Linked DNA regions of Homo sapiens: region 1 is linked to region 2. Evidence: chromatin contacts called from ENCODE Hi-C or POLR2A ChIA-PET data. All regions are on one chromosome and are shown on one strand. The core of a region is the stretch at or near the end of the contact, and the rest is flanking DNA. Distances in the headings are between cores, read along the strand shown. Region 1 has its middle 30 kb from the start of LINC02836. Region 2 overlaps LOC105377923 (a long non-coding RNA gene).

Region 1 (4,244 bases), core at 1,264-3,763, 230 kb after region 2:
CTTGTGATTTATGTGCCAACTGCCTGTAGCCAGCTGGACAACAGTCATCCTGACTCTTTAGTGCTTTCAGAACATTTTAAAAGTAAGCCCTAATAAAAGGCTTCCTTTCTATTATCCCTGTCCTTTGGGATAAGAAAAATTCCCCACAGAAATTGTACACATTTTGCAAAAACCATAAATCCTGAGGGTGACATTTTAATGTCCCAAAGGCAATGCATGATAAATGTCTCTAATAAGTTAGAGCCTTTCTGGGATCCGTTGACCTTTGAAGTCTCTCCAGTAGATAGGTTTTGTCTCTTACTCAAAGCTACCATATATTGATTTTAATTTCTATTAACCCCAAAATTATGATCAAAAGTCTTCTGAAATGTTATTTGGGTTTTTTAATGCCCTGAAATGATGCTCAAATTCAGTGACATGAATCACTTTCTTTTTCTAGCACTAGAGAATTAAAAACCAACTATCACATTAGAAACTGTTTGGTGAGGAAGAGTATTATAGGATGCATATCTTAAATAAATTGTAATTTGATATATTAGAACTCAAATACACACATTATTTAATACTGTTACTGATATATTTCAGCTTACACATGCATGCACACAACTAGTTTTGTAGTTCACTAAAAGAATCCCCTAAGAATCTAAGATTCTTTATTAATAATCTTACTAATTACTAAGAATACTTGTTCTGCTATCAAAGTTGAATTTTCTAATCCAAAGAAGATAAGATGTATTTTATTGATTGCTGGTTTAGGGAGAATTTCAGCAGCACCAAGGGCTGCTGACCTCTTTGGCCTCTTTATTCCCTCCCCAGCCATGTACGTGCACTCCCCTATAGACTTTGGGGCACCAAATTTTTACCATGCTTAGGAATGGGACTCACCATAGCATGACACCTCTAAGTGGAAGTTCACATGGAGATCCTGACATCGAATCCATCAAAGAAAGCTTCTCATGTATCCGTCGAGCGTCTGAGGTCTGGGGATAACTGTTCTCCCAGAGGTTTTCTGACTGGGGCAGAAGACCCTCAAGACTTCCATACGGAGTGTTTGCAACATGTCAGGCAAAATTCACACAGGGATACGCAAGACAGACATGATCTCTGCCGTCCTGGAATGGGTCTTACCTTGAAGTTAAATGCCCTTTGGCCCTAACTGAAAGAACATTTTAATACCAAATTTTAAAAACTGAGCTACAGAACTATATAGTGCAATTCCATTTATGTAAAAAAAAAAAAAATACACAGAAGTAAACAAGTACATATGCGTACCCTTGTGTATGTTTTTGCAAGATTCCAAAGACCACAGTGTTACTGTGGGGTGGAGGACAGAAGGAAAGCACTTTTATTTTTAATAAAGAGTTCTCTGTGTTCTTTATTCTGTGTAAACCTATATAATTTTTAAAGTCTAGTTTTAAAAACTAAACATGATATCTTTATAAACAAACATGGAAAAGTAGTTGAGTAGAATAAAAAAGCAATTTATTAGTATATCAAGGAGATTCTATTCTCATAAAAAATAGATACATAGATAGTTAGATAGATAGATAGATAGATAGATAGATAGATAGATAGATAGATAGATAGAGCGAGCATCTGTGGGGAGAAAACTGAGGATATAAAGCAAATTGCTAATGAAAGTTATTCCTGGGGTTGTGATGAAAGGGAAACCCTCTTGTTTTCTATTACACATTTCTGTAACATTTGACTATTTTTTCAATGAGTATGAATTGATAATCAGAAAAAAACAAATTTTTAAAAATAAAAAATATTGCGATATGTTCTATGCCAAACAAGCTCAGCTAATTTATCTTCATTTAGGTGATAAAAATATCTTATGAAACATTAAAGAGAAAATATATATATATATATGTACATATATGTACATATGTATTTGTTGGTAAAAGGCTGCAAGCATAAACATGGACCCAGTCCTAGTTTTTCCAAATCCTCATGATTCTCTTACACCCTTTAAAGCTCTAAACGAGAAGGATTTCACATAATTCTTCAGGGTCAGTTTGGAGCCAGTCCCTCTGTGAGGTGTTCACAAGGGAAGGGCCTGGGTGAGGTGTGGCCCAGCAGCGGGCATGTGGACCCCAGAGAGGGGATCACTTGACCTTCCTCTGTGCCACCTTCCCAGTGATACCTCTAGGAAAGGATATTTATTTAGGCTGAGGAAAGAAGGTTCCTTTCTGTTTTTAACTCTTCAGCTTGACCTTGCACCCCAAAACTGTTGCCATCTTTTGAACCTCATCGACATGTAGCAAGCAGATTCAGTTTCATTTTACTCTCAGAGCACTCATTTGAAGGTTTTCATTTTGAATTGGCCCGAATCTGGGTCTCAGTCCCACACACAGCAGCAAGCTCTTGCATGATGGAGTTCGCCTTGGCAGGCTTGTCTGTACTTTCACTTCCCACCCAGATTCCTGAGCACAGACCAATGGGAGATTGCGTCAGCTTTGCCAAGGCAGACCAATGAAACAATCCTGAAATCCCCTTGGTGACACAGCATATGTGAAAGACTGTTTGTACCATATCGCATTGCTAAATTTAGAGACAGTCTGAGAAGAGGCAAAGAGAATGCAAGGACTAATCAATCCAAGAATACAGAAAACTTGCCTAGGCCAGTTAGTTAGTCTCCACTTATTTTGTAAAGCAGAGAGAGGAGGTGTTCATTTCAACCTCAGCCAGTTGCAACAAAGTCCTTGTTTCCATAAAGTTACTCTGGAGAAGGAAGTGCCTTCTAGGTGCTAGAAGCTGATGTCTGCCAAAAGCCCACACAAGATGTAAGCCGGGAAGAGTAATTGGTACCCTGAAAAACAAGCCGGTTATCCAACTCTCAGTTACTGACAATATCATGTGAGTGCTTATATGAGGGCAAATAATAAGCATGCACATAAAATCAAGAATCCCTAAAGGGACAAATATCAATAGCTAAAGTATTGTTTTAATTGTACTGAGGACATCATTTATGTTATTAATGAAGTATTTAGAGCACAGGCATCAGAGGGACCCTTAAATTCATGTTCAGAAATCAGACCCTTAGGATACGTTATCTCATAAGTTGCTGAAGTTTTAAATGGCTTTGACAGTGAAACCAACTAGAGCAACATTATCCACTTAAGACTGCTTGATATTTTAGAGGGTGTCATAGATTCTCTTTTCCAAGTAAAGATGCAAAAAAACTGTCTGGCCATGTTAACTAGCATTCGCTTTTAGAACAGCCAGTCTTCTCCTGAGTATCTCCAGATATTTTTATTTATAGAATGGTTTTCCCACTCCTTCTGAACTCTGGGACTCAAGAGCTACAATTTAAGAGGGTGTTCTTAAAGCTTTTCACAGTTTGTCATCTCACATTGCTTCACCTGATGAGGAGTCGATAGATAGCACCTCAAAAAGGTAGAAAGAAGCACAGATAGGGATTGGAATACACATGACAAAGGAGAACACAGAATGGAATTCCAAAACGCTTTGGGAGACCTGGAAATCCAAGTTATTCTGAGAGAAGACTGATGAAAAGGAATGCATACAAGCATAAGAACACCCACAAAAAGTAGCCCAGTGCTTAGTGACTGGGTTGCTCTTTCCCATCTACCAGTCAAGAAGGTGCTGTCCCCGGTTGAATACGTATGTACTGAAACAGAGGATTTCACATTCCAGAACCCATAATTCATCTCTGACTTAATCTCGAGCAAAGCATTGACGTGAATTACACAAACAGGAAAAAAGGTGGAGCCCAAATAGAAGAAAAATAAATAGTTCTATCAGTACAAAGGAATCATACAAAGAATCATCACAATAAATTTGATATAATTTTATAGCGTGTGTCTGTGTATTTAATTTTTATAACCAAAGAGATAAAGCATAGCAATTTTATCAATATCCCTTAATTTTTTTTTGGCACATGATTCTTTGAAAAATCAATCTACTCTGAAGTATGGATTTTCAGAAATATCCCTTTGGCATTGTTCTGATTTGCCTTCTCTACCCCAAAGTCCCTAACAATCAAAGACTGGGGTTTCATTTGTAGTTCTGTTGCTTTAGACACATATTTAAAATTAGAAGCAACCAGTGAATGAAATGAATTTGCCAATTTTTAAAAAATGCCATAATTCAAAATATGAGATGAGTCAAAGGGAGGCATTGCCCAGAAAGAACAGACACACATATGCAACACACACACACACACACACACACACACACACACACACACACAGTGAAAAGAAAACTATATCATTAGGCAA
Region 2 (4,355 bases), core at 122-2,621:
TCCCTGTGTGACCTTAAACAGCAGTCATCCAGTCGACCCCCAGTTTATCTGTAAATTCTAGGTTAGTGATGATTAAATTAGATGTCTAGAAAATGCTCAGGACATCAATGTATCCAATAGATTTTAAAGTATTGATCGACGTGTACATTAAAGGCATCATATTCAAGCACTTTGAGGGCTCCAGTGGTTACATTTGTAAGTTTTTGTGAATTGGATCAATTTTGTGAATTAGATCACATTTTGAGAGATTCCTGCATCAACTGGCTATGAAAAGGATTCTTCCTATATAAATTGACATATAACATTTGTATTTACCTCCTATTATGTAGGTTTGTAAATCAGGATTTTAAAAATCTTACTAGAATACATATTTAATTGTAGTATTAAAAACATTTTTCGGCCAGGCACAGTGGCTCACGCCTGTAATCCCAATACTTTGGGAGGCTGAGTTGGGTGGATCACCTGAGGTCAGGAGTTCAAGACCAGCCTGGCCAATATGGTAAAACCCCATCTCTACTAAAAATACAAAAATTAGCTGGCTGTGGTGGTGCATGCCTGTCATCCCAGCTACTTGGGAGGCTGAGGCAGGAGAATCACTTGAACCTGGGAGGTGGAGGTTGCAGTGAGCCGAGATTGCATCATCACACTCCAGCCCAGGCAACAGAGCGAGACTCTGTCTCGGGAAACAAACAAACAAACAAACAAACAAACAAACATTTTTCATTTTATATTTATTCTCAGCACGATAAAATACAATTATGTTATCCAACTAATTTGTTTTATAATTGTTGGCTAGTAAGGCCCAGAGAGGTTAAATGGCTAGGACTAGGTAGTGGTAGACCCCCAAATCAACTTTATTAAGGGTTAATTTTTTTCTATTAAAATATCTTAAAAACAATCTCCACTATGTAAGATTTTCTGTAGGCTCTTTGTAAATGTTTACAGCATATATCTAAGAGCAGACTTTTTGCTCTATGAGAACTTCACCATTGGATTTATATAATTTTCCAAGAAAACTCCCTTTCAAAAATGTTCTACAGCAAGTAATCTAAAAGTGATTTTTTTCTTCTTCAAAGAAAATTCCCTTTAGAAAAGAAGGAAGTGCACCAGGACAAAGGCGGCCAACTGAGATCAGTGACTCAATCTGTTCCATAAATTATAGCTCTGAAGTCAGTTTGAGTGAGTGCTCACATTTCCAAAAACATAGACTGTCGTGGCACCTAAGGGTGTAGAAATTGCTACAGAGGCAATTAGCTTTATAAAACAGAAAGAATCACTAAGTGCATGAACCCTAAGGTACATGCAGGCCCAGAAATACATATTTCAACAGGGAATTGCCAAAGGGCAATGGTGCATTGAGAAATCCTCCCCTACTCAGCGGTGAAAGTTAAGTCTGTGGTATGTACAGATGAGGGAAGCTTGTCTGTGTGTGACCTAGGTTGAAGGGAGAAGGTAGAGACTGCGTGGAATGGCCAGCGTGCCATGTTCTCCTGAGCCAGAAGAGCCTAATGGGCCCAAATTGTCTGTTTCTATCGGGGGTGTTCCTTGGGCCTTTTTTCAAGACCACAGACCATAATTCCTGGGAAACTCTCACTTAAGTGGGTGCTCTTGACAATGAGGAAAACTAGGTGAGAGGCCGAGAGCTCATCTGGACAAGTCTGTGGTTGGTACATAGAGAGCATAGTTACACTGGGAAGAGGTGTTCCCTTGAGACATCTAGTCACACATTTTAAAAAAATCACTCTCTTCCTTAAACTTTCCTTTTGGAAACTTGGCCACAACAAAATGTGGATGTTAAAACCCTCTATGAGAAGTCCTTGGCCAGTTCTGTGGATGTATTTTCACAGAAGGTTTGTCAGTCTCACTCTCTCTCCCACTGTGCTGTTTCTTGTGTCTCCCAGCTCATCTCGTCCTCCATCCACACCATGGCTGTCTGATTCTTCCCTACTGATGCAATTTTCCTGGTGCTCGGAGTCTGTAGGCTCAGTCACTGCCTTAGGTGCAGAACTTGTCTAGTTCAGTTACCTTTTCTGCAGCTGAGAAAAAACACAGTAATTTCTGCTTCATTCTCCAATCCACAGAAGCTAAAATCTATGGAGCAGAGCTGTTTGCCTCATTAGCAAAAGCAACTGAGAACCCCCTAGGAAAAGTACGTTTGAGTCTCCTCCTACTCATAATATGGTTTCAGGGTATGATTTCTTTTTCTGTTATGTTTTCCATAGTAGTTTCATTTAGAAATGCCTATTAGAGTGAAGTTCTGCCATGTCTCACTAACAAGCATGCAGGCCCCTTGGGAGTTGAAGCCCGCCTTTTACTCGTCATGTATCACATGGATCCTGCATAATGAATGGAGCCTCCTCAGATATACTTTGTGGCTGATGAGTTAGAGAATTCTGAGACTGTAATAAATTATTCCCTCTTGAGTCTAATGTCCTTCCCTATTTCACCATTTCCTATGGTAGTTCTTTTAAATATCTGAGAAAAGGTAGTGGATTTATTACCTTTAAAACATAATCTAATAATGAACTCCTCCAGTTGGTTGGCCCTTCCCCTCCTCCAGCTGCCCCTTCCCCTCCTCCAGCTGTCCCTTCTCCTCCTCCAGCTGCCCCCTTCCCCTCCTCCAGCTGCCCCTTCCCCTCCTCCAGCTGCCCCCTCCCCTCCTCCAGCTGCCCCCCTTCCCCTCCTTCCACTGTCCCCCTTCTCCTCCTCCAGCTGCCCCCCTTCCCCTCCTCCAGCCTCCCCTTCCCCTCCTCCAGCTTCCCCCTTCCCCTCATCCACCTGCCCCTTCTCCTCCTCCGGCTGCCCCTTCCCCTCCTCCAGCTGCCCCTTCTCCTCCTCCCGCTGCCCCTTCCCCTCCTCCAGCTGCCCTTCCCCTCCTCCAGCTGCCCCTTCCCCTCCTCCAGCTGCCCCTTCCCCTCCTCCAGCTGCCCCTTCCCCTCCTCCAGCTGCCTCCCTTTCCCCTCCTCCTGCGGCCCCTTCCCCTCCTCCAGCTGCCCTTCCCTCCTCCAGCTGCCCCTTCTGAGAAACTCGCTGGGGATGATTCGAGTGGTTTCTATCATAAACATTTAAACATTTCAGGATGCTACTTTGGAAATGACAGTCTTGTTTTGCAAGGCACTTAAGTCTCTATTGAGATCCATTGAAACTTGTCATTGTGACTGCCATTTTACATTCTAGACTAACTAGAAGGCTAGGTTAGACTCACCTCTTTAGCTAGAATGCAGCTTTTCTACATTCTAGACTAACTTCCCTACCCCCCACCTCTAATAAATCTGAAAAGATTTAAAAACAGTTTACAATCAGTTATGTTATTAACAGTAGATGTGGTAACTCTTTGAGAAGGAAATTTAGTTTAAAAACATTTGCAGTTAGGTGGAGTAGATTTCTTTCCCATGGCAAAAGAAATTGTTACTGGAGCAGCTGAATCATTTCTAATAATCTAAAAGAAACATGTAATGGGCTGAGTTTTTCTGAGAGTGCTTCAATGTTTGTGCTTTTCTGGTTACTTATTTCTATCAGACTTTTACCTTCAGGTTAAATCTAAGTGTAAGGAGCACCAAGGCTCAGTCAGCATGTTTCTTAGCCCCAAATCAAGGCATGTGTTCTCTGAACAAGAATTTTTGTCTCTTCTAGATGCAAGAGGAAATTTGGAGATGTTGCTTGAAAGTTTAAAGTATTGGTGTTACCGAACCATTAGAATATTACATATGGACAACGCCCATCCATTAGAATATTACGTATGGACAACATGGTGGAACATTTCGAATAAGGTTTGTCCCACAAAATCCAATATAAATGTTTGCTTTTGTCCTTTTTAATGATATTGCATTTGAATTATACTGAGTACATTATGACATATGAAGCTCTCAGACTGTAGGATGGGAACAGCCAGACTTTATGCAGTGCAGGTGCTGGCAAACTTTTTCTGTAAAGCATCAGAGAGAACTATTCTGGTTTTGCAGGTCATGTGGTTTATGTCAGAACACTTGACCGTTGTAGCACAAAAACAGCTATAGACAAGAAGTAAATGAATAAGTGTGGCTCTCTTCCAAGAAAACTATTTAAGGCCAATGATTTGAATTTTAAATAATTTATATATTATTTTATATAACATAATTTTATTTAATTTATATATTATGAAAATCTTTATCTGATTTTTTTCAATTACTTAAAAATGGGAAGCCGTTCTTTAGCTTGTAGGCTCTATGAAAGCAGACTGTGTGCGGTGGCTCATGCCTGTAATCCCAGCACTTTGGGAGACCGAGGCGGGCGGATAACAAGGTCAGGAGATCGAAACCATCCTGGCTAACACGGTGAAACCCCGTCTCTACTAAAAATACAAAAAATTAGCCGGG

The links. A loop is a pair of places that touch in the nucleus more often than their neighbours do. ChIA-PET counts read pairs that join two places held with the same protein, here RNA polymerase II (POLR2A). Pooled maps may share reads with other maps.
Region 1: a map of mammary epithelial cell shows a loop between it and region 2 (2.3-fold over the local background). The contact joins two enhancer-like sites. A Hi-C loop is called at or near these places in 1 of 168 maps with a recorded cell type or tissue (mammary epithelial cell) and 2 of 50 pooled maps. POLR2A ChIA-PET finds 5 or more read pairs at or near these places in 1 of 52 experiments (MCF 10A).

The regions. Positions count from the first base shown.
Region 1 is chr6:105,599,925-105,604,168 of GRCh38, reverse strand. No RefSeq gene overlaps it. Among named protein-coding and RNA genes, the nearest start is that of LINC02836, 30 kb to the left of the region's middle. RefSeq lists enhancers at 2,196-2,775, 2,147-3,346. Within about 2 kb of position 2,513, at least 23 of the 41 ENCODE cell types and tissues checked have a DNase peak (open chromatin) inside an H3K27ac peak, as active enhancers do.
Region 2 is chr6:105,829,472-105,833,826 of GRCh38, reverse strand. LOC105377923 (a long non-coding RNA gene) reads left to right here. Exons shown (of 3, transcript XR_001744275.2): 3 at 3,634-4,062. Among named protein-coding and RNA genes, the nearest start is that of LINC02836, 200 kb to the right of the region's middle. Within about 2 kb of position 1,371, at least 2 of the 41 ENCODE cell types and tissues checked have a DNase peak (open chromatin) inside an H3K27ac peak, as active enhancers do.